2 separate regions of the Homo sapiens genome follow, and region 2 is linked to region 1. A link is a loop called in an ENCODE intact Hi-C map of the cell type or tissue named here. Cell type or tissue: Calu3. All regions are shown on one strand. Each heading gives the region's core, and the rest is flanking DNA. Links, peaks and the distances in the headings are about the cores only.

Region 1 (5,371 bases), core at 275-5,274:
ACAGGACTAAAAGGCGCAATCAGTGAGAAGATGATGGTTAATGTTACATTTCTCCCTTTGGGATCTACTCCCGGTTAGCTCTTCAAGCCTCTGTCACAACCAGTACAGGCAATGACCAACCCAATTATGCTCAGAAGGGTCATTATTGTGTGTGTGGTCATAAGACATAGAAAATGCTTCCAGCCAGTGGATGGGCTCCTGTCACGTGGCCAGTGCTGACCTTCAAATGGCTAAATGTGACAAACTTCGCAAAGGAGACTCAGAAACGTGAGTGCTGCCCCAGCTGCTGGTCCTGAGACTTGTGGACCAAGCATTAGTGGATGGGAAGCCGTCTTAAGTGGGTTCTGGAAGGACCTGCTGCCTGGAGCCAGCCTGGTAGGGTGGTCTGTCCCTCCCACTGCACCCTCGCCTATGGTGACGGATACACTATAAGGTTACAAAGGGGATCAGCAAAGCTAGCCCCCCAAGAACTGGAAGATTCTGTCTCCCACTTAGGACAAGCTGCTGCATCATTAGCTCCAGAAGTGTCAGAACTTTGTAAATGACTCCACAAAATGGACTAGCCTCAGACTGCTGACTGGAAACCAGGGAGGTGTTCGTGCACGAGTCAGTCCTCAGTGCCACCTGTTTGTAGACGACACTCGAGAGGAAATTTGTCAAGAGACAGTCACAGCAAAGGCTCACACCCAAGACATAGCTTGTTGGAGGCCAAAAGAGTGAGGGCCGTGATCAACTCAGTATACCACTGGAGGCTATATGAGTAAGCAGCAAACTTTCTCATAAATGCAGAATGTTGGCAAACTGACAAACTGCACACGCCACCCAGAAGGACTGCTGAGGGCAGTCACGACCCAGGCGCAAGTGTTTCTTGTGATTAGGCATAATTGAAGCCTGTTAGTAATAATATGAACCTGTGATCAATTAAGCAGCTGACCAGTCGTTATCTCCTTCTCCCTGCTCATTCTACCCAATAAATAGGAAGGGCTGTGGAAGCTCGGGGGGCGGGGGCTGCCTTTGCTCACTAGAAGCAGGGGGCTCTCTTCTTCCCCTGGTCCTTTCCTTAAAACAGTTCCTTTTGTTTTTTGTTATTATTTCTACATTCATCCCTTTGTTCTGTCGTAATGATGGTCTCAAGCAGTAACAGTAGTAACTGTAGCAGTGGCAATCCGACACAATAGCTAACACAGCTTACAACCTCCAGAAAAGCACTGACTTGCATCTCCCTTTAAATAATTTCCTCCACTTACTGGATGGTTTAGGGAGCTCCTTAAGGGACTCGGTTTCTTTATTTTTTTTTAAGAGATGGGGTCTCATTATGTTGCCCAGGATTATCTCAAACTCCTGGGCTCCAGTGATCCTTCTGCCTCAGTCTCCCAAAGTGCCATGATTACAGGCTTGAGCGACTGTGCCTGGCCTCTGGCTTCTTTGTATCCATCCCGATGGTCACGCTTTCATCTCCTGATGCATACCACCCTCGTGGGAGGGTTGTGCTCCTCGGCTGTCTCTCAGCTCCTCCTGAATGCACAGCAGCTGGAAGCAACGGCTGGACCCTTCTCCTCAAGTCCCCCTTATGACAGGTGGTGGTTGTTCTACAAGGAATAGATCTGCTTGTCTTCATGAACAAGAGGAGGGACTGAGTTTCACAGAACTCTGGCCTATGACAACTCTGTCCCAACTCCTGCGCTGAGATACAACCAAACTCTAGCATGCGTCCAGCAGCATCAAGCCACAGCCATAGGATGACCCTAGCCCCGCCACTAAACACCCACCTGAGAAAACCCAGGGCTGCCAGGAACATTTACTGTTCATCCAGCCAACACCTGAGATAGGCCCCTGACCTCTCCTTCTTAGAGCATTGACAAATATGCAGCTCTTGCCATGCAGACACGTTTCCCACACCTAAGATCCTTCCCTTGAACTGCAAGCATCAGGCAGGACAGGGCCTGTCTCCCAGTCTCTGGCGGAGGACAGAATCCTAACTTCCAGAACTGCCAGCTTGCAGACCAGCTGCCTGGCCACCTTCACTGACCAACTCTTTGTACTTTTCCACTTCTCTGATTCTCCTGAGGCCCCACTTGCTCCCATCTCATTCCCCCTTTAAAACGCCCAAATCACTTCCACACAAATCAGAGTGGAACTCAGCTCCTTCCCCAACTCTCAGTAGTTACTAAATAAAATCTGTTTTTGCCGCTTTCACTAATGTCCAGCTGTGTCTATCTTCGACGTCAGTCTCGCAATGAGGGCCAGGACCAATGGCCCCTTCTTCTCCAGTTCTGCCTGGCACAAACGTGCCTCCTCCCCACAGAGGAGCCCTGGGGTGGGCTCTTCTCTTCCCACTCTCCCTCTGGTCTCAGGCTCCCTGTAAAGGGCAGGGAGTCCCCAAGTAAAACCACTCCAGGGCCCAGACAACTTTTGCCAGCTCACTTCTAAATAAACGACAAAAGATCTTTTAAACGCTTTTTCTCCCAAGGCTCATTCACTGACTCAGGGTGTTTTCCACGCCAGTATAAGTGGAATGAGTGAGTGAATCCCTTCCTAAGTGACAAGGGACATCAGAGAGAACACTGGGCAAGAGAAGTGACCTCAGGCCACACGGCTCAATCAGTGCCAGAACCAGGGCTTCAATCTGAGCCTCAACCTCCAAATCAGTGACTTCCAACCCATGCACTCACCACCAGCTCAATCCCCCGGTGACCCCATCAGGGGAGCCCCGGGCTCTCTCTCCAGCATCTGGCTGCTGCAGAACACAGCTCAACAAGCCATTCACTCCCTCGCCAACTCTCCTCTTCACCAGAAAGGGTCACACCCCGCCTTTCTCTCCTGAGCATCTAAGCCTCTGAAAGCCGTCATAACTACTGTTTATGTGTTTTTATAGCGACAAGGACTCCGAGGAACACGATCAGGTTTATTTGTGGTAGGAAGGACTCTGCACTCACATGGATATTTGGGTCCATCTAGTGGAAATTCCAACACACCAAGACAAAGGATGGGCAAATGCTGCAAGACTGTGTTGGTTTCTCATTGAAAAAAATAATCATGTCTGTCCAGTGAGTGAGGATCATTGATGGCCTGGGTCACGCACATAAAATGTGGCTTTAAGGATGGCGTTTTTGTCAAGAAGGACCCACAAACCAACGACGTTCCCTGAGGTTGCTGTATGTTCTGCGGGAAAGACATCACTAACAAAATTCAGAAATACTGTGTCTTATTATTTCAAAACAGCTCTTAGGTACATGAAAAGTGGTGTGGAAAGATCTGTGTATTTAGGTGGCCCCCTTGTGGAAGCTTAAAGTATTTTAAAGAAATGGTCACAGATTTTCAGGAAAAGCGCAAGGGGCCAAGTTTGGCGAATTCTCGGCCACATTTCCTTCCTCTTTCTCGTTCCCAGCCTGAGGATCTGTCGGGTGAATCAGGCAGTTTCCAGCCTCATGAGCCTCCAAGCCCTTGCCTCTCGGGACTGCGAGGGGACGTGGTAGAGGTGACTCTGGCTCACACAAGGCTGGGACCCCCACATGAAGAGCTCAGCATTCTCTGGAAACTCGCTAAAATTCCTTCCATTTAGACTAGAACATGGTAAAATGGAAAGATATCCATGTCAGGGCTTTTAATCACTAAAATGCTAGAACATCCCAATAAAAGGACAGGGGGAAGAGCTGCCATTCAGAGAACTGCTACGCTGTGACAAGCCCTGGGGGGCTGGCTGCAAACATTCCTGAAGCTAACCCTCACCACAGTGTGCTGCATATTCTCAGCCCTGTTTTCCACAATGGGAGACATCCTCAGCCTCAGAGCGAAGCAGCAGGCACAGGTCCCAAGCTGATAAGACGAAAAGCCGGGATGTAAACCAACGTTTCGTTCAAGTCAAGTGTGTGTCTTTTCCCAACCCCAAAAACATAATGCAGGTGGATGCACACAGTGCTCACAACTATCCCCAGTGCCTCCCACTGAGCACCTCGGTGCCTGGCACTGCCAGCGGCATCCCAGGGCAGCGGCCAGTGAGGCTCTAATGCACTCCGTTCCTGTAGCAACACCTGACTTGGATGTGCTGTAGCCCATGAGGGCCTTTTGGTAGCAAGAGGTCAAGGGGCGGGGGAAACAGCTTTTAAATTTCCCTTCAACATGCTGCAGCTGCAACTGCTACATTAAAAAAAAAATCAAAACAAAGCTTCAGAGCCTAAAACTAAGCTGTGTGTATGATGCTCTTATCTTCATATCCCCAGGTGAACTGTTCTGCAAACAACGGCATGGTGATTGGATTGCTTTTCTTTTCCAAAATCAGGGTTCAAGAGGAGAAAGAAAAGGTAGCACATGAACAGCTGAATCAGAGAGAAGGTGGTCTAGGAAAAAGAAATCACCTGTCAGGAAGTGAGAGCACAAGAGAGCAGGGGGAGGGGAGGGGAGGAGGGACAGAAAGGGGGCTGAGGGGCATTTGTCAGGATAGAAAGTATTGTTTTTAGGGAGTTATGGCACAGTTTGATTTTTTCACCCATAATATTATACTCACTTTATATGTCGAGATATACGATGATATGTTTGCCACTTGGAAGGCACATTTATATCACAATGCACCACTGGTTTGATCTGAAAAAGGAAAAAACACACCTGGGAATTCAGTTCAAATTAGCCAACACTCATCAAACTCAACAGTGTGCACAGCACTGCCCTAAAACATAAGAAAGGGGGGGAACCCCTTTGTCAATAGAACACCCAGGGGCGGGTCCAGGAAGGATGCAGAGAGAGGCAGACCAGGTGCTGGGGGAGGAGAAGATGCCAGCAAGTGCAGCGCGAGGGGGTCTGGGGCTGAGGGCTCTGCGCTGCACATGGAGGGAAGTGCAGGGTGCGGGGGCTGGGCTGACGGGCAAAGGTGGCACCAAAGGTTGTGTGTCCATGCTAGGGAGGCTCCCCATGGTCCCCAAGAAGCATGCGTCAATGGCCTACTATGCCGAGGAGCTTTGCTGGCCAAGTTATGGGGCCCCAAGAATGGACATGTCACTTCTGATTTCATTACAAGACTCCAACCAGAATGTCCTGGCCAGGAGGCGGGAGCCCCTCCGCCTTCTCTCCTGTTTGCTGTGAATGCAGCCTGAGAGGCCGGGCCAACCACTATGGCCTGGTGACAGCTTCAGTCTCAGGTCCACTGCAGATAAGACACAAAGGGGGAAAAGAACTACTGAGACCTGTCCCAGGTAAGCAAAGCCTGTCATCCTCACGGCCCTACTGTTTAAGAATGTGCAGAAAAGCAAATGGGGGGAGCTCTGATTGGGAAGGGATGTTAACCCCCAACCCTGTGCTGAGTGACAGGGTCCTGGTCCCACCCACAAGGCTGAGGCTCACCGAGGACATCCCAGCACCTCAGGCCTGGCCTTCCTCT
Region 2 (5,371 bases), core at 91-5,090, 77 kb before region 1:
TAAAATGGAGCACTACTAGGCAATTGACAGGAATGAGCTGTTGTGCACACAGATGGGTGAACCTCCCACGAACCACAGTGAGTGACAGAGGCGCGTATGCTCCATAATTCCAGCCTATGACACTCTGAAAAGGGTAAAACCAGGGGACAGAAAACAGACCAATGGCTGCCAGGGCATGGGGGTGGCATGGGAATAGAGAGGTGACCACAGAGGGGCCCAAGAGAATTTGGGGGATGGTGGCTGTTCCATACCTTGACTATGCTGGTAGTTATATGACTGTGTGTTCCCAAAACTCCTGGAACTGGACACCGAGAAGGATGCATTCTACTGTGTATAAATTATAGCTCAATTTTTAAAAAGAAGATAAAATGACCCAAGAAGGAAAGGGTGGCATGAAGTGGTGGTCTGGGTGATTCTCCTGCATATGAGAATCATAAAACTGAATAAAATTATTACAAGTATTGAAAGCACCCATGAAGGCCCTTGAAAACTCCCAAGAGAAGAGAACAACACAGCAACACAGGAAGAGTCGACTGTTTACAGACTTTACAGAGCTATACACCTCCAGCCCCCTGCCTGGGCACACTTCGCCCACCCCTGCTGCAGCTGCCAAAAACCACAGCCTTTCTGCTCAAGGCAGCAGATGCCTGTGTAAGCAGCTGAGCATCTAGAAAGGCAAGGGGGGAAATTTGGAAGTGAGAAAGCGCAGAAAGGCTGAGATGCCCAATCTGATAGGGAAGATCCCGGCTCTCCTTAACCACAATTACATATTTGTATACATTTGCCAAAACCCCTCAAGTTCAAGCAGATGTAAATTATATCCTCATGCTGTTAAAAAAAAAAATAGCTTTCTGAAGAAAAAAAAGTCCCAAGATAATACACTCTGGAGCTGGACAACCAAGGTGCTGGCTGGGGCAAGCAGAGCCTATGCAAGACCACCCCAACGCCAGTCATCTTCAGAACGCAGTCCAGGAATTCACCAAGGACTCCGTCGCAACACCTCACCCAACTGAAAATCACAATGCCTGGAAGCATCACCTACCCAGAAAGCAGTCACGAGCAACAAAGAAACTCAAAGATGGGCCAGGCGCAGTGGCTCAGGTCTATAATCCCAGCACTTTGCAGGGCCAAGGTGGGCGGATCACAAGGTCAGGAGTTGGAGACTAGCCTGACCAATATGGTGAAACCCCATCTCTACCAAAAATACAAAAAAAAAAATTAGCCAGGCATGGTGGTGCGTGCCTGTAATCCCAGCTACTCAGGACGCTGAGGCAGGAGAATCGCTTGAACCCAGGAGGCGGAGGTTGCAGTGAGCTGAGATCACGCCATTGCACTCCAGCCTGGATGACGGTGAGAGACTCCATCTCAAAAAAAAAAAAAAAGACACTCAAAGATACATCACAAGCCCACGTGTTGAAGCTCATGCACTTTGTCAATGAGGATTTCAAGAGATGGGTCTCTACTCACACATTGCAGGCTCTCATACAACGCGGGCACTCACAGAACACAGGCGAGCTTCGCTCTGTTTCCCTCTCTGCTGCAGAACAGAAGTCACCTGTCAGAAACGGGTGAGGGAAGCTGATAGAAGCACACCAGTAGCAACCGTGGGGATTCCAGGGAGAGGAGAGACCAAAACACTGCAGAAAGCACAGCAGGCTGGAGCCGTTTAGAACAAGACAAAACCCCAGATGCCAGCCGTCCTTGAAAGCATCAAACAATGCAGCAAAGGGAGTCATGAAGTGCAAAATCATGACCGATTCATCAGGGAACAGGACTTTACAAATGAACTGAAGGCCAGGCATGGTGGCTCACACTTGTAAACCCAGCACTTTGGGAGGCCAAGGCAGGAGGATCACTTGAGTCCAGGAGGTCAAGACCAGCCTGGGCAATGCAGCAAGACCTAATCCCTACAAAACAAAACAACAAAAAATTCGCCAGGCATGGTGTCACATGCTGGTAGTACCAGCTACTGGGGAGTCTGAGGGTGCAGTACAACCCGCACTCTAGCCTGGTTGACAGAGCAAGACCCTGTCTCAAAAAATAAAAATGAAGTAATTGTAGATTAATCACAGGGACATCAGATATATGAAAATTTCACTTTTGCAAAACATCGTTGCTTAAAAATGAGACAAGTGAAGCATTGCTGCATTTGCATTTCATCACACTGTTCTCACTAAAACCATTCAGTTTGGCATGCAGCATCATCCGAAGCATGTGGTAAACAATTCGTAAGTCCTAATCACCACCTCTAAAATTAAACACTAAAAACGTATTTGCGAAAACCTAATTACTTCTTTTAAAATGTCATAAAATACGCTGTGAAACATTTCACAGAAGCACTAGACTGGAAATACAGGCACAAGGTGACACATTATTTGTTGCTGTTTTTTCAAGGGTCACTGCAGCTGATGCAAGGCAGCACTAATAAAGCCCCTCTTTAGACTTTGCTCCATTTACCACTGAAGAAATAGATTCTCCAGAAACATCCACCTCAGTCACACACACGACTCAGTATGGCAATGAGAGAATGAAGTTGCTGGGTGTTTCCTCCTATCCGCTGTCAATCCTATCCATTGTCAATCACACTCTGAGCCTTTCTCCACCACCAGGGGTCGGACTCATCAACCTGGCAGGTTTCCCCGAGTGCCAGCCGGGAGCTGCTGCCGGATTCGAATAGCACCTCTCTCCATGGTTCGCCCTAAATTACTTGGACCTTTCATGCAGTTTCTGAATTAACTGTCTGCAACTTCCACTTTCTCTTGACCACACTGCCTTCTAGAGACTGGACAGAGGGAGTAAAAAGTGTCAGTTGTCATTGGCCCTGCACATGATTCTTGTAGCTGAGGGAAGGCAACATTTCAATTAGGTGAGGATATTTGGCAATTTTCTTGATTTTCAGTTATCCAGGTTATCAATAAAGGGAAAACAGAAGGTAATGCTACATACATCAGTGTTCACATTCATCTCCTACTTTAGTTTATATTTCTAAGGTATAAGTAAAAATCTAGTCTTGACAAAATAGACCTAGAAAGGAAATGGCACCAATAATTCAATAGAAGGTGCACTTTTCCTCAATCCGCATTACCATGGTTTAGGAGGCCAGAATGGGGGTAAGAGCTGGTCACAGTAAAGTGTTCACTGTAAAGACTTCCTTTGTTACGAGTGCAGCACGGGTAGAAGTACTCTGAAATTATGTGAAGACCATGTCTGTTATAACAACTAATCACTCTTCCTTATGCATCATGCATGCATTCAACAGAGAAATCATTTCCTTTTCTATAGGATAAAGGAAATGAGATCTTTTTAAATCAAAATGCTTACTTTTGATTATCAAAATCATTTATCAGTAAGATAAGACTTCAGTAAATATTGATGATAATGTAATAATTAGAAAAATCAAGTGTAAGCATGACAATAAAATGTTTCTAAAAAACATTTGAGGAGGAGGACTACTAGGTCCTTCCTTTATGAATTGACTGTCATCTTTAAAGTGGAGCTCTTCAGAATCAGAAACTAGGAAATTAAAAGCAGGAAATGAAATAATGGGCAAGGCATGAGGCAGAATAGAAAATAGTTCTTCAATACATTAGGCACAAAGGAAGAACAAAGGAAAATAGAGCTCTTTTCTAAAAATAGAGGAAAATTTCCATTGCAGAGGCTGAAAACTAAAGAGATCCAGATCCTGGTTTTAAACTTCCTGCAAATGTCAAATATCAGCCAATCACCAATTACCTTTTGAGTACCTACTCTATGACCAGGGCTCTGCAGGTCAGCGTCACTGGCTACCAGGGAAATATAAGGTGTGGTCTCTGCATTCAGAGAACTTGCAGCCATACTGAGGGGATAATGAATAAATTGTAAACACATACCTCCAATTATGTTAATACAGACCAAGTTTTTCAGGATTTCAGAAGCTACCAAAGTTTGGAGTGGTCGAGATAGTTTCACAGAACACATCAGACTTAGGTGGGGACAATACAGGTTTCAAACAGAGCAGTGACATAATTAAAGGGGAAAACACGGAAGAGTCACCTGCATGCAAGGGTACATGAAGTCAGAAGAGTGCAAAGCCAGGGGCTGACCTGCACCAGCCAGTGCTGAGGCCATGAGAAGGGAGAGGGAGGACGTGGTGCACTTGAAGGAACCTGCAGAATGGCTGGCTGGAAACAGGTGTGCAGTGAAGGGAGGCACTGAATACCAGGCTCAGGCCTCGAGGGCCTGAGCAGCTGAGAGAACAAAGGCGTGATTGATGGAGAAGAGGACGAAGGTGTCTGCTGGCTTAGGACACTGGACTTGAGATGAAGCAGCATCTTGAAATGGAAATGCAGAGGCACATAAAGACCTAAGTTCAGACTGCATGCTGCAGAAGCAAAAATCAAAGTTAGCAGAGGTTTCACTGAAAAGGGACTGAAATAGCATTTGGAAACAGAAGTGGGACAAACAAGACAACTGAGATTATTTTCAGAGTCTTCAGGGTAAACCCACCCACAAAGTGAAGCAGTGAGGAGGAGAACCCACGAAGATAGGACGCAAGGTCTGTGCTTGGGACTGGAGCCAAGATGGAGAAGCCAGCACTGAGATGTGAACAAGGGCGTGTCACACTGAGGAATGGAGGAGTTTGAGTCCAACAGATGGACAAGCAGTATACAAAAACAAACAAACAAAAAAACCCAGAGGTTACAAGGATAGAGTAGATAATGAAATCATCACTGAATTCAACCATTAAAGGTGAAAGATTACGAGAAAGAAAGGCAACACGAGAATATCAGGGGTAGAGCCACATCTCAAGGGCTGATGAGAAAATAGGGAGAAAGTAAAATTATTATATATCAACTATTGGCATGGAAAAGCAACTGAAAGACATCTTCACATGGAACTAGTCACAAAGCAAATGACAATAACTATTTTAGGTCAATACATGAATATAGGTGGGAAAACAAGATGGTAGGTACATATGCTGGAAAGGCCAGGAACAGCTTTTCAAAGTGGATGATGCCTCTGCTGACTGGTGAGTAGAACCAAAGTCCTGAGAGAGTAGGGAAGACTCATGACACTAACAAGGCAGGATAGACAGAGGCCCAGGGACCCTTGAGAGTTAAGGAATGAAGACTTTTGAGAGGAAAATGGAGATGGGTCATTTAGGAAAGAAGGATCTAACAGTTCGTCTTCTCCCAAAATTTATGTGTTGAAATCCTAACCCCTCAAGTGATGATATTAGGAGGCTGGGCCTTTGGAAGGTGATCAGCCCCTTCTAGAAGAGACCCCAGAGAGCTGATTTGCCCCTTCCACCACATGAGGACATAGGAAGAAGCCATCATCTATTAACCAGGGAACAAGCCCTCCTCAGACCGAGCCTGCCAGCACCCTGACC

What was found. Hi-C counts contacts between places; a loop is a spot of excess contacts. Peaks named below come from ENCODE experiments on the same cell type or tissue, not always from the same donor. Only the 100,000 strongest peaks of a DNase experiment are listed, where the experiment ranks them.
Region 2: a loop joins it to region 1, with 6 times the contacts of the local background. A loop is called at or near these places in 8 of 110 quality-filtered maps.

The regions. Positions count from the first base shown.
Region 1 is chr2:3,726,213-3,731,583 of GRCh38, reverse strand. DCDC2C (doublecortin domain containing 2C) reads right to left here. Exons shown (of 11, transcript NM_001287444.2): 3 at 4,505-4,581. Among named protein-coding and RNA genes, the nearest start is that of DCDC2C, 25 kb to the right of the region's middle. RefSeq lists an enhancer at 2,997-3,586. In Calu3, for the core only: a CTCF peak has its summit at 3,273 (motif pointing left); no DNase peak of the experiment used is centred there.
Region 2 is chr2:3,802,557-3,807,927 of GRCh38, reverse strand. The region is part of intron 10 of DCDC2C (doublecortin domain containing 2C); the gene reads right to left. Among named protein-coding and RNA genes, the nearest start is that of DCDC2C, 100 kb to the right of the region's middle. RefSeq lists an enhancer at 662-831. In Calu3, for the core only: no CTCF peak of the experiment used is centred there; a DNase peak (open chromatin) is centred at 2,627.